Regions from separate parts of the Mus musculus genome. Here region 2 is linked to region 1. Evidence: chromatin loops called from intact Hi-C (ENCODE). Cell type or tissue: left cerebral cortex. All regions are shown on one strand.

The links. Peaks named below come from ENCODE experiments on the same cell type or tissue, not always from the same donor. Only the 100,000 strongest peaks of a DNase experiment are listed, where the experiment ranks them.
Region 2: it touches region 1 in a loop (5-fold over the local background); 5 of 42 quality-filtered maps call a loop at or near these places.

Annotation. Positions count from the first base shown.
Region 1 is chr3:35,480,109-35,485,108 of GRCm38, forward strand. No RefSeq gene overlaps it. Among named protein-coding and RNA genes, the nearest start is that of Gm38512, 77 kb to the left of the region's middle. In left cerebral cortex, a CTCF peak has its summit at 2,423 (motif pointing left); DNase peaks (open chromatin) are centred at 1,130, 2,010 and 2,407; H3K4me3 peaks cover 500 bases.
Region 2 is chr3:34,657,083-34,662,082 of GRCm38, forward strand. All of the region lies in intron 4 of Sox2ot (SOX2 overlapping transcript (non-protein coding)), which reads left to right. Among named protein-coding and RNA genes, the nearest start is that of Sox2, 9.6 kb to the left of the region's middle. In left cerebral cortex, no CTCF peak of the experiment used is centred here; DNase peaks (open chromatin) are centred at 96, 2,939, 3,695, 4,052 and 4 more places; H3K4me3 peaks cover 265 bases; H3K27ac peaks cover 3,646 bases.

The DNA of each region.
Region 1 (5,000 bases):
GCTGGAGACAGAAAAGCACAGCGACGAGCAGGACCCCAGTAATTAGAGATAGGTGCTAGGGTCTCCTAGAAAGTAGCAATGGCGGACTTCAGCAATGTATACAAGAGCCTAACCTGGGTCCACCTGGACAGTTCCATCTGGTGGCCTTAAACAATGGCAGGGGCCCAGGAAGTACAATGATCAGATGGACTCCAGGTCATGTGGCTTTGCCTCCACTGATTTCGGGCCTCTCTCCACAAAGACAACACAACAGAAATCTGAAAAGGAAGATGGCAATCCACATGGCACCCAAATGAAAAGCTTTCTCCAAATATCTCCAACGAGGTCACAAGACTCCAGGACTCTCAGATGCGGTGTGCTGCATGCATCTCAGCATAGAGAAGTACATGACTGCCTGGCTGAAGTTCCACTTCACTCCACCCAGATTTTGTGGAAGCAACACATCTATAAAGCACAACTGATTCCACCACCCACCCCCGAGAAAAATCCCTGCAAACTGTGTGTCCCCCAAAACGATTCCTTTATTCTCAATGTCTCCAAAACCCAGGTCTCAGAGCCAGCCCCGGTAACACATAAGCTGATGAAATAAAAGTGTTACATTCATGTGTTCCTTAGGTCAAGGTGGTAGTGAAAGCGCTGGCACGTGTCATGAGAGTTAATAGACCCGATTGCCTGTCCCTCTGAGAGGCCTGGCTTTAAATCCAGGTTACATCATGAGTTGGATTGGTGGCACTATCTGTCTCCTGGGAATACGTGTTTGGTTTGTGAAGACGACACATTCAGTATAATTAGTATTCACTGGTGTGGTCAAAGCCCCAGAGAGCTGGAATTCCTATGTACTATAGCCAACCTTCTCTCCTTTTCCCACCCCCCCTCTCTCTCTCTGCTTTTCTTTCTTTCTTGAGGACTGTGGGGGCTGGAGACCTGAGTGAATTTACTCCAGATATCATGAGTTCTCCACATAGAATCAGCTGAAGGCAATTTTCAGCCATTGCTGTTAGAGTATCTAGAGCAGCGGCGACTGTCATCTAGCCAGCACCCAGCCCCCGCACAGGACCACTGATTACACAGTGTGGGTTTCACATAAAGACTTTTCTGGATGAGGCCGGCGGCTGAAAGGGGTTCTGAGCATCTAACAGAGCATCTGCTAACAACCATTAAAGTCATTATTGTTCCTTAGATAAAGCAGGGCACGAACACACAAACAGAGGAGTACTTGCTCACGACATAGAAAGTGTCCTCTCTTCCCAAGCATAACAGAGCCTCTTGTGTATCTTAAACCTGTTTAATTCCCATTTTAGGGGGTCTGTGACAGGCGTCGAGAGGAAGCTGCCAAAGCCATCACTATATTTAGCTGTTTATCACACATCAGCTCAAGGTGGTGTGTGCTGGTAGACATGCCACAAAGCAGAGAAAATGGAAGCTCATGAGTGGGGGGTAGGGGTGGAGAGCGGGGGCGGGGCAGGCAGAAAGCTTTGGGAAGATTCGGAACAGGGAGAAAACTATGATTCTAGTTGTGTCATTTCTAAGTCAAAATAAATAAATGAATGAATGACTACCAAGCTTCTAGGCAGAGTCGTGCAAGGCGATTTTAAAGTTAAAACGGACAGTGAAGAGGTAACGGCAGATTCCGTGGCCCCGAAACAAAGTGGGGGCAACCATTGGTTTCTATGTCCTTGGGGCTGTTCAGTGTGTTTTCTGAGGGCTGTCATCTGGGGACGAGAGAGAGAGAGAGAGAGAGAGAGAGAGAGAGAGAGAGAGAGAGAGAGAGAGAGAGAGAGAGATCTTTAATTTCTCTCACCAAAAGTTGTATGTGCCAGTTTGAAATTCCTGTTTCATCTCTGTGGTCTCCAGATAAATAACAGTCCTCAGGGACTGTGTAGCACATGCCAAGGCGGAAAGGGAGCACCACCGGGCCTGGAGATCAGGGCGGCTTCCCCAGATGCCATCTCCAAAGGGACACCAGTGCTTGGCTTCCCCGATGGTGGCTGATTCAGCGGAGAGCTTCACGTAGAAGCGGCTTTAAGGTTCTCAGGGGTCCCCGACCTCATTAATGATTTTAGGAGAGAGAGGGACACAAGCATGCGAGGGTACCTCCTCAATCCCACGTCCCAAGCCCCGACATTTCATTTTATCTTGTCATTTGTTAAAGGTTTAAGAAAATGGAAACTAATTGCATGTTGCTCTTAAAAATCAGTTTTAAAAATAGTCGGACACAAGCCTGCCAAGTCTAGTGTAACCGTGGCTGAGAGCTGACCCCTAATCAGCCCTCCGGATTGATTCTGGAGGGTCATTTGTATTTTCCTTCCTAACACGCTTCTCTCTCACCATCACTCCCAACAAAACACACTAGTTTAGAATTAAGATCCTTGCTGAGGACCAGCAGAGAAACATAGATGGGTAAATAGTGCCACCTAGTGGCCTGTACGATGCTCAGAAAAAGGAACCTCACGCCCCATTGTGGTTTTGGGGACTGCAAGTCCCCATTCTCACCCTCTGTCATCAAGCATGGGAAACAAAATTTTTCCTCTAGGAGAGAGCAAAAACAAAACAAAACAAAACAAAACAAAGCAAAACAAAAAACCAAAAGCAAAGACCAAACTATACTGTTTCTCTTCACTTAGCCAGGCTTCCAGTCACCTAGTGGGGATACTTCCCAAATCAAAACGAAAACAACAGCTAGCATTTGCGGATGACCTGAGCCAATGTTGTAAAATGCTTTCTTTCTCCAGCTCCTGACAGCTAACCATCTACATGGTCTGATTGTTTTTCGACTGGGGTGACAGCACTTCAGTCTTGGATCACAGCCCTGGATTCTGACAGTGACGCAGTGAAGACATGATTCGCTTCTCCCAGCACACCGCGGCCCTGGGGGCTGGATATGTATAGCGCAGAATAATTAGATCCACATTAAGCATTTACTTAGGGATACAAAAAATGAACTGACAAGAATCCTATCCCCCAAGAATGTATCCTCTCCACGATAATTTAAATGTGTAGAGTACTTCAGAGCGATTACCATTTGAAAGTATCTCCACAGTTTGATAAGGTAATTACGGTACTGATTTTAGAAATGATGTTTTATGATTTGTCCAAGGTCATAAAGATAAGAAGAGGCAGCTGTCCAGATTAGAGCTCATCACTCCACCACAAGGTGCCTCCTTCCCGAGGCAATTGATAGAGATTCCTAGTTTTATAGTGGAGACTGGGAGTTGGGTACTGAAGTGGCAGAGAGCTGACTTGAAGATTGCTGCTGTCGGGCTGAAGAGTCAAATGCTCTTCTTTGCCTTCTCCACGTCCAGAGAAGAATGTTGCAAACCAAACATCTCAATAGAGCAGATTAAAAGAAATCAGTTACATTCTCTGAGTCTCAGAAAAGTAAAAAGTATAAAGAATTTTCCTCAGCCTAAAGAAGGTGGGCACACACACACACACACACACACACACACACACACACGCGTGCGCTCACACACTGAGACACACACATACGCACATGAATGCACATACTCTAGCACTATTACATATTAAAGTGAAAGTGGTAAAAGAGGACATCTTTCCCCTAGCCACCCTAACAGGACAAAGATAGCATTCATCTCTCTCTTACTTAAGGTCATAGCTAGTGCAATAAGACAAGAAAAGGAAATTAAGGGTACATGTGTACTAGAACAGGGAGAAGCAAACATCTATTTAGGTAGCATGATAGTAAAGTAGAAAACGCCACAGAAACTTAAACTCTAACAAATAAGCTTGATGAGGTGGCACAGTACAAGTCAGAGATGAAAGTGATTGCTTCCTTATCCACCAGCAATGAGAAGCCGGAATCTAAAATTAAGGAACAACACTATTTATAATTCTACCAAAACCAATAACGATAAAGACACAATCTAAAAAGAAAAAAAAATGCACATAAGTTCTCCATAGGAAAATTATCTTTAGTGTGGAAGAAGAAAACGCTTTCTAGTACATAAAAATAAGGCAAGAGAACCAAAGATAAAGTCTAATCTTTCTCCTTACAGAGACTGGGGTGGGGGTGGGGGGAGTTCTGTCAGAAGTCAAACCATTTCAAACACCAGGCTAGCAGCCTGTAAGGGGCTAGTTCTTCCTCTCTCCCTCCCTGTAGTCTGCTGAACAGAGGACCAGAGTGTGGAATACTCACTCACAAAAGCAAAGACGAGCACACAGAGGAAAATAGTAAGTTGGGTTTTGTAAACTTATTTTTTATTAAAGACTTTCTTGGCAGGTGGCTGAAAGAAGCATGCGCCGACTGGGTGATGTGCTCAGAAATTGTGATTGACTGGTGTGTGTGAGGTCTGTAATGGTGCAAATGAGAATGGCCTGCGTAGGCTCTTAGGTGCACCCTCCCTCTGTCCCCCCCCCAGCCCCCATCCCCACCTTCCCGGTTCCCCCCTCCCTCCCTCCCTCTCCTTCTCTCCCTCCCTTCCTCTCTTCCCTCCCTCTCCCTCCCACTCCCTCTCTCCCTTCCACTCCCTCTTCTTCCCTCCCTCCCTCCCTTCCTCTCCTCTCTCTCCTTCCTTCCCTCCCTCCCTTCCTCTCCTCCCTCCCTTTCCTTCTCCTTCTCCCCCCCCCATTGTTGTCTCAATAAGTAAGCCCTCAGCTCCTGCTTCAGTGCCTGCCTGCCTGCTGCCCATGCTCCCTGCTCTGATGGCTGTGGACTCAGCCTCTGAACTGTAGGCTAGCTCTCAGTTAAAAGCTTTCTTTTGTAAGTTTCCCTGATAACAGTAATGAGAAAGGAACCAAGTCAGAGACTCAATGTTCAGTTCCCAGCCTCACCAAAACAAACCAAACAGAAGTGTTGCATCATCTCTCAGGCTCCAGCAACATGCGGTTTCTCCTTTCTCCTACATCTTAAATATTTTCCTTGTTTTCCATTAAAGAGGTCATTTTAGCTTCTTGAATGGAGCAGAGGTGGACTTAAAGTCTCCTGTTCATCTCCATACAATACACCACAGAGATACATAAGTTTACGTCATGGATCCATG
Region 2 (5,000 bases), 820 kb before region 1:
ACCTCGGAGGGGCCATTAGTTTTATGACCCCATCTGCTTGTCTATAGCGAGTCAAGTGGACACGGATGTATAAAGATTTCGGCGCTTTGAACCACTTTTGCTTCTCCAGGCCCAGGTTCGGCAGGGCTGAGTTGAGAGCTCTCCAGCCTCCTGCAGGCTCCCTGAAGGGAAGGGACTGCAGGGCCAAAGCCTGGAGACTGGCAAGGTACCGACTGGAGTCGGCAGCTAACCTGGACTGGCTAGGACCTGACGTCACTGCGGCCAGGCCCCCATCCCCCGAGACTCCCAAAAAAGCTGCAGAGGGGTTCCCAGTGTCTCTGCCCTCCCCGCAACCCTGCACCAAAAGAAACTTGCCCGAGTTTCTGGTACTGTGTAGCTGTTACAGAGTCCTTCTGACTTAGGTTACAGAGTCCCCTGCCTCCTGCTCGGGAGCCTGAACCCTCTATATGTTGACCTCCTGGCCTCAGAGATGGCTGCTATAGGCTTAATACCCTCAAGATCGGAAGTTGTTGGCCTGGGTGTTGTCTTCTTGACATCTTACCCTAGTCCTTTGCCTGTGGCCAAGCCATACTGGGCTCTTCTCACCCAAGATTTGAGCCAGAGAGGACTGGTAAAAATGTGGGAGGCTTTGAGAGATTATTTTGGTAGGGGGGTGGGGCAGGAGGGAGGTCGAGATGAACCAGCCCTTCACTTCCTAAGATGTGTAAGAGATAGCTGTATAAGACCACCTCCACACACCCCTCTACATCTACTGGCTTGATTGGAGCCTGAGATTAACCCTCTGTCTAACAGAAGGTGAGAGACAGGGAACCAGTGCCAAGGCAGTCTCAAAGCTGTATACAAAGGTCCTGGCCCTTGTTAGGGTGCTAAGCAGTGATGTTAGTCTTGGGGGTCACTCATCTTGCCTCTTTATCACCCCCCTTCTGACTTAGGGTTAGCCTGGGAAGTTACTTTGAGACTCTGCCATCTGTGTGTGTCTTCCTGAAAGGAAGAATATTGGCGCTTGAGACGAGTTGCCCCACCTCCAAAGGGCAATAAAATGCTGATGGTATTAGAAGGAGCAGTGACTTGTCCCCTAGCACTCTTTACCACTGGTGGCCAGACCAGAATGGGGAGATGCCCCTACCCCCAACTTGGGATGTCAGGGTCTGCAGCTACTCTGCGAGGCCTATACAGGAAAGGAAACACCAGAGAGTTCCTGGCCAAAACAGTAAAGTTGATTTCCATCATACTAGCAGGCCCAGTTTTGGAGGACCCTGACCACCCCAACATTCAAATGGCTGATCTCTTATAAGTAATCCCAGATAAGCTCACACATGGCCTGCATACCTCTACAGCAGGACTCTTTTCCTTGATGTGTGCTTTCAGAGTTGAGTGACCTGCTAGCTAGAGTTTATGCTAGGATCAGAATGAGTTGGTCAGCTGTATTTTGTTTTGTCTTCAGGCTCTTATCAAATTAGGCCAGAGGCCTTTCTAGACCGTGGCTTCTCTGTTTTCAGCCTTCCTGAGTCCCAGCAACAGCTTCGGACTTCTAAAGTCTTCTGGCTCTGATGTCACGGAGGTTTTGACAGTTGCTTCTGGCTTACCACTGGCATACCATTTCCACGTTCTCCATACCTTCCACTCTTGGGGGTTTACACAGCTTTTAGCCAGAGCCCCATTAGACCCATCTCAAAATAAGAGCAATAACATATTTGAGTCAGACACTGACTATAGACATTCCACGAGTGAGTTAAAGGTGAAAACCATTTGGTAGCTGGAGTGTGTCTAAGAGGGACAGAGCCACTCACTGGTGGACAGACATCCTTTGGTGTTCCTAGAAGTGCATTGACCAGGATTTCTTTTCAACCCTTAAATCCGTTCCATTTTTTGGATTCCCTTCTATGGCGAATGGTCTGAAACCGAACTTTATATTCTGATATGGCCCCAGAATCTCACAAAATAATGACTAGACAGAAATCAGCCACCGTTCCAATCTGGGCTATTGCGTAAGGTTACAGTCCAGTCGTGGCGAAGCAAGCTTGTCTCTCAAGGTCCCCTTTCTGCTTGTTTCCCTCCACTCCTCTACTCCAGGGAAGGTGCCTTAAAATCTCCTGGGAGTGTGTTTACTTCAACTTCTGGTAAACTAGGCTAACACTCTGTCGCCAGCTTTCCAAACACCCTCTCGGTAGCTTTGTGAAATCAGTGCAAATCATTTCAGAATTCAAGATGGCAAAATAAAGCTGAGCATATGGAGGTAAGGCTTGGCTGTCAGGAAATGGATTTAAATGTTTAGCTCACACCTACCTCAGGCCCCAGGACTTCCTCTTTCCTCCTCAGCAGCTTGCTCCTGGAATTTGGGTACCCTACCTCTCTTAGCAAGCTGGCTCCCCAGCATAAATTATGAGTATGTATCAAGTGGGCCCTTCTGCTAAGATTAATCAGGGCCTATTCTCTCTTGCATGTTTCCACTTTGATCCCTATAGAAAGTTCTCCTTACCCTGTAAGCAATGTCATTCTACAAACTTACTATTTCCATATAAACTATGGAGGTAGGTTTCGATAGAAAACAAAAAAACAAAAACAAAACAACAAAAAAAAAACAAAACAACAAAAAAAAAGCAGGTAATCCTCCCACCCCCCACCCAGCCCCAGGAAGCTTTCCAAGTTAAGGACACAAAATATTTCATGGTTAGTTGTGTGAGCTTCTAAATTAGCTGCATATAAAGTATTTTAAGATTTTTTTTTTTTTTTTTGGCTGTCACTGGCTGGCAATACTCATTTTGTGTGTGTGTGTTGGTTTGAAAAGCAGGAAGAAATGTAATGAATTGAGTGCTGTCAGAGATGTCTTCTGTTTGAACAATCTGCGACGGGCTGAATGGCAGGGACTCCCTCATCCACTGCAGGTGCAGTAGAGCTGGGGAAGGGGGAGGGGGCCCTCTGTTCAGTCAAAAAGCAGCATTTCCCACAATAGACCACACACTGGTGGCCAGCGTGACATCGGCTCACACTCACATACTTTCCCCCATCCACAGTTCTGAACCGACAAAGTGGCCATACAGTAGGCTTGCATAGGTTCCTTTAATGAACATTTTGTGGTTCCTATGGCCAGCATTGAAATCCATGAGCCCTGGGAGGAACAAATAGACTTTTAATCGTGAGTTCCCAACTCAAATCTATTGCTGTAGATATTAAAAGTAAGCGGATCTCTCTGCTCTCACCCAATATCAATGCTCGAGAGGCCCAGATGTGCTAGGATCTGAGAACTCTAAGTTAAAAGTTTTTCTGAGACTACTTAGGATCCAAGCCTGGGTCTTGCAAGTCCTGTGAGATCAAACAGGAAAGGAGAGAAGGCATGAATTTCGTGTATTTGTTTAAATGTAAAAGGACCTCTAGTATTTTATTATGCGGCATGAGAGGGCTAATCCTACAAATGAAGGCACCTTAATCTTGCTGAGCACAGTCCTGTCCCCTTTTGAATTGGTTTTACTGGGGAGAGGGGTGGGGAGGAAGAGAAGGGGGTCAGGAAAGGCGGCAACTGTTTTAAAACTCTGGACAGAAATGCGACCACCCTTTAGCTGCCCTTGCTGGCAACCAGCAGACGTTAGAAGAGTTTTCCTCTCACACTGGTGTGAGCTCAGGCCCGGGTGCAGCAAGTTTTAAATGGAATTATTTAAGTGTGAGAGGCTACTGGGAACTTGGCAGTCAGGCCCTTCTTTAAACACCCTGCCCTCCCCCCACGCTTTGGCCAGGTTTTAGTTTTGGGTCTGAAGATTTAGGGAAAGGCAAGATACTTCCCTCAGCACCACCCTAGCCTGTGATAAGAGGGTGACACCAAGGTGGTCCAACTAATAGACGGTTCCCGTTTGTGCTGAGGAAAATTACTCAGTGTTTACACACAGTTAAAACAAGCCAAGAAAAGCATCAACTTTCCAACACCCCTCCTCAATAAACCCTGTTTATGATTCCCTTAAACACTTCTGTGGGACTAAGAAGGACACCCTTGCTCTCCTCTGGGTAAGAGGAGAAGCCGGAGTGCGCTGGGTGGTTCTGAAAGGCATTGATAGGAAAGACCAAATTCTATAAAATCCCGAATCACAGGAAAAGATGTCTGAGAGTGAGACAAAGCTCACTTGCTTGGGGCCTTACGGCGGGTATGCCTATGGCGCCTACTTAAAGTCTAGGCCTAGAAGAAGTGTTCCGATTCCCCCATCTACAGAGCCTGCAGCTTAGGCGCTAACGTATCTTCCGGCCGGTACACACCCACAATTAATCTTTCTTATTAAAGCCTCCATTCGGTACCCAAGGGGCAACTCAAACCTATTTAGATTTCCTTGGTTGGCTGCACAGATTTAAGTGGGCAAAGAGTTATAAACCTAATAACAGAGGGCGCGCGCGAGAGGGATTTGAGTAGAGAAGACGCAGGATTCACGGAGGTGGGGGGGGGGGGGAGGTGGAAGGATGCTGTGGGCCTTGCCCACGTCTGGAGTCTGCCTCGGGTTGCAGCTGGAGCTGTAGGGAAGGCAGTGAGCCTCCCGCGCGCGCGCCACGCGCAGCATTCTCGAGTGCACCTGCATCCCAGCCCCTTTGCTCAGCCCGCAGGTACTCAAGGCGCCTCTTCCTTCCCAAAGAGGCGCAATCCTCAAAGCATCCCCAACATGGGAACTTGCAGAGAACTAGGAAAGGTTTGCACTGTTTGGGATTAATTGAGAATAATTAACACTGGACACGGTTAATCACCACTTCGCAGCTCTCTTCCCTCCTTTCGGGCCTGTGGTGTCGGCCTCTTTTGCTCCGGCTGACGATGCGGGTGGGTTTGCTGGTGAAAGTGAAGACGTCGCAGTAGCTGTCACCCAGTTCTGCTGTACTTTAAAGCGCTCGCATATTGTTTGATTACTAATTCGAGTTAATATGATCTTTATGGCAACATAACAGTGGATAATTGGCCTTTTTTCTCAACAACAATGTAAATCACAATCGCTTTATTATTTAATAACGTCAAACGCTTCGTTGGATTGGCC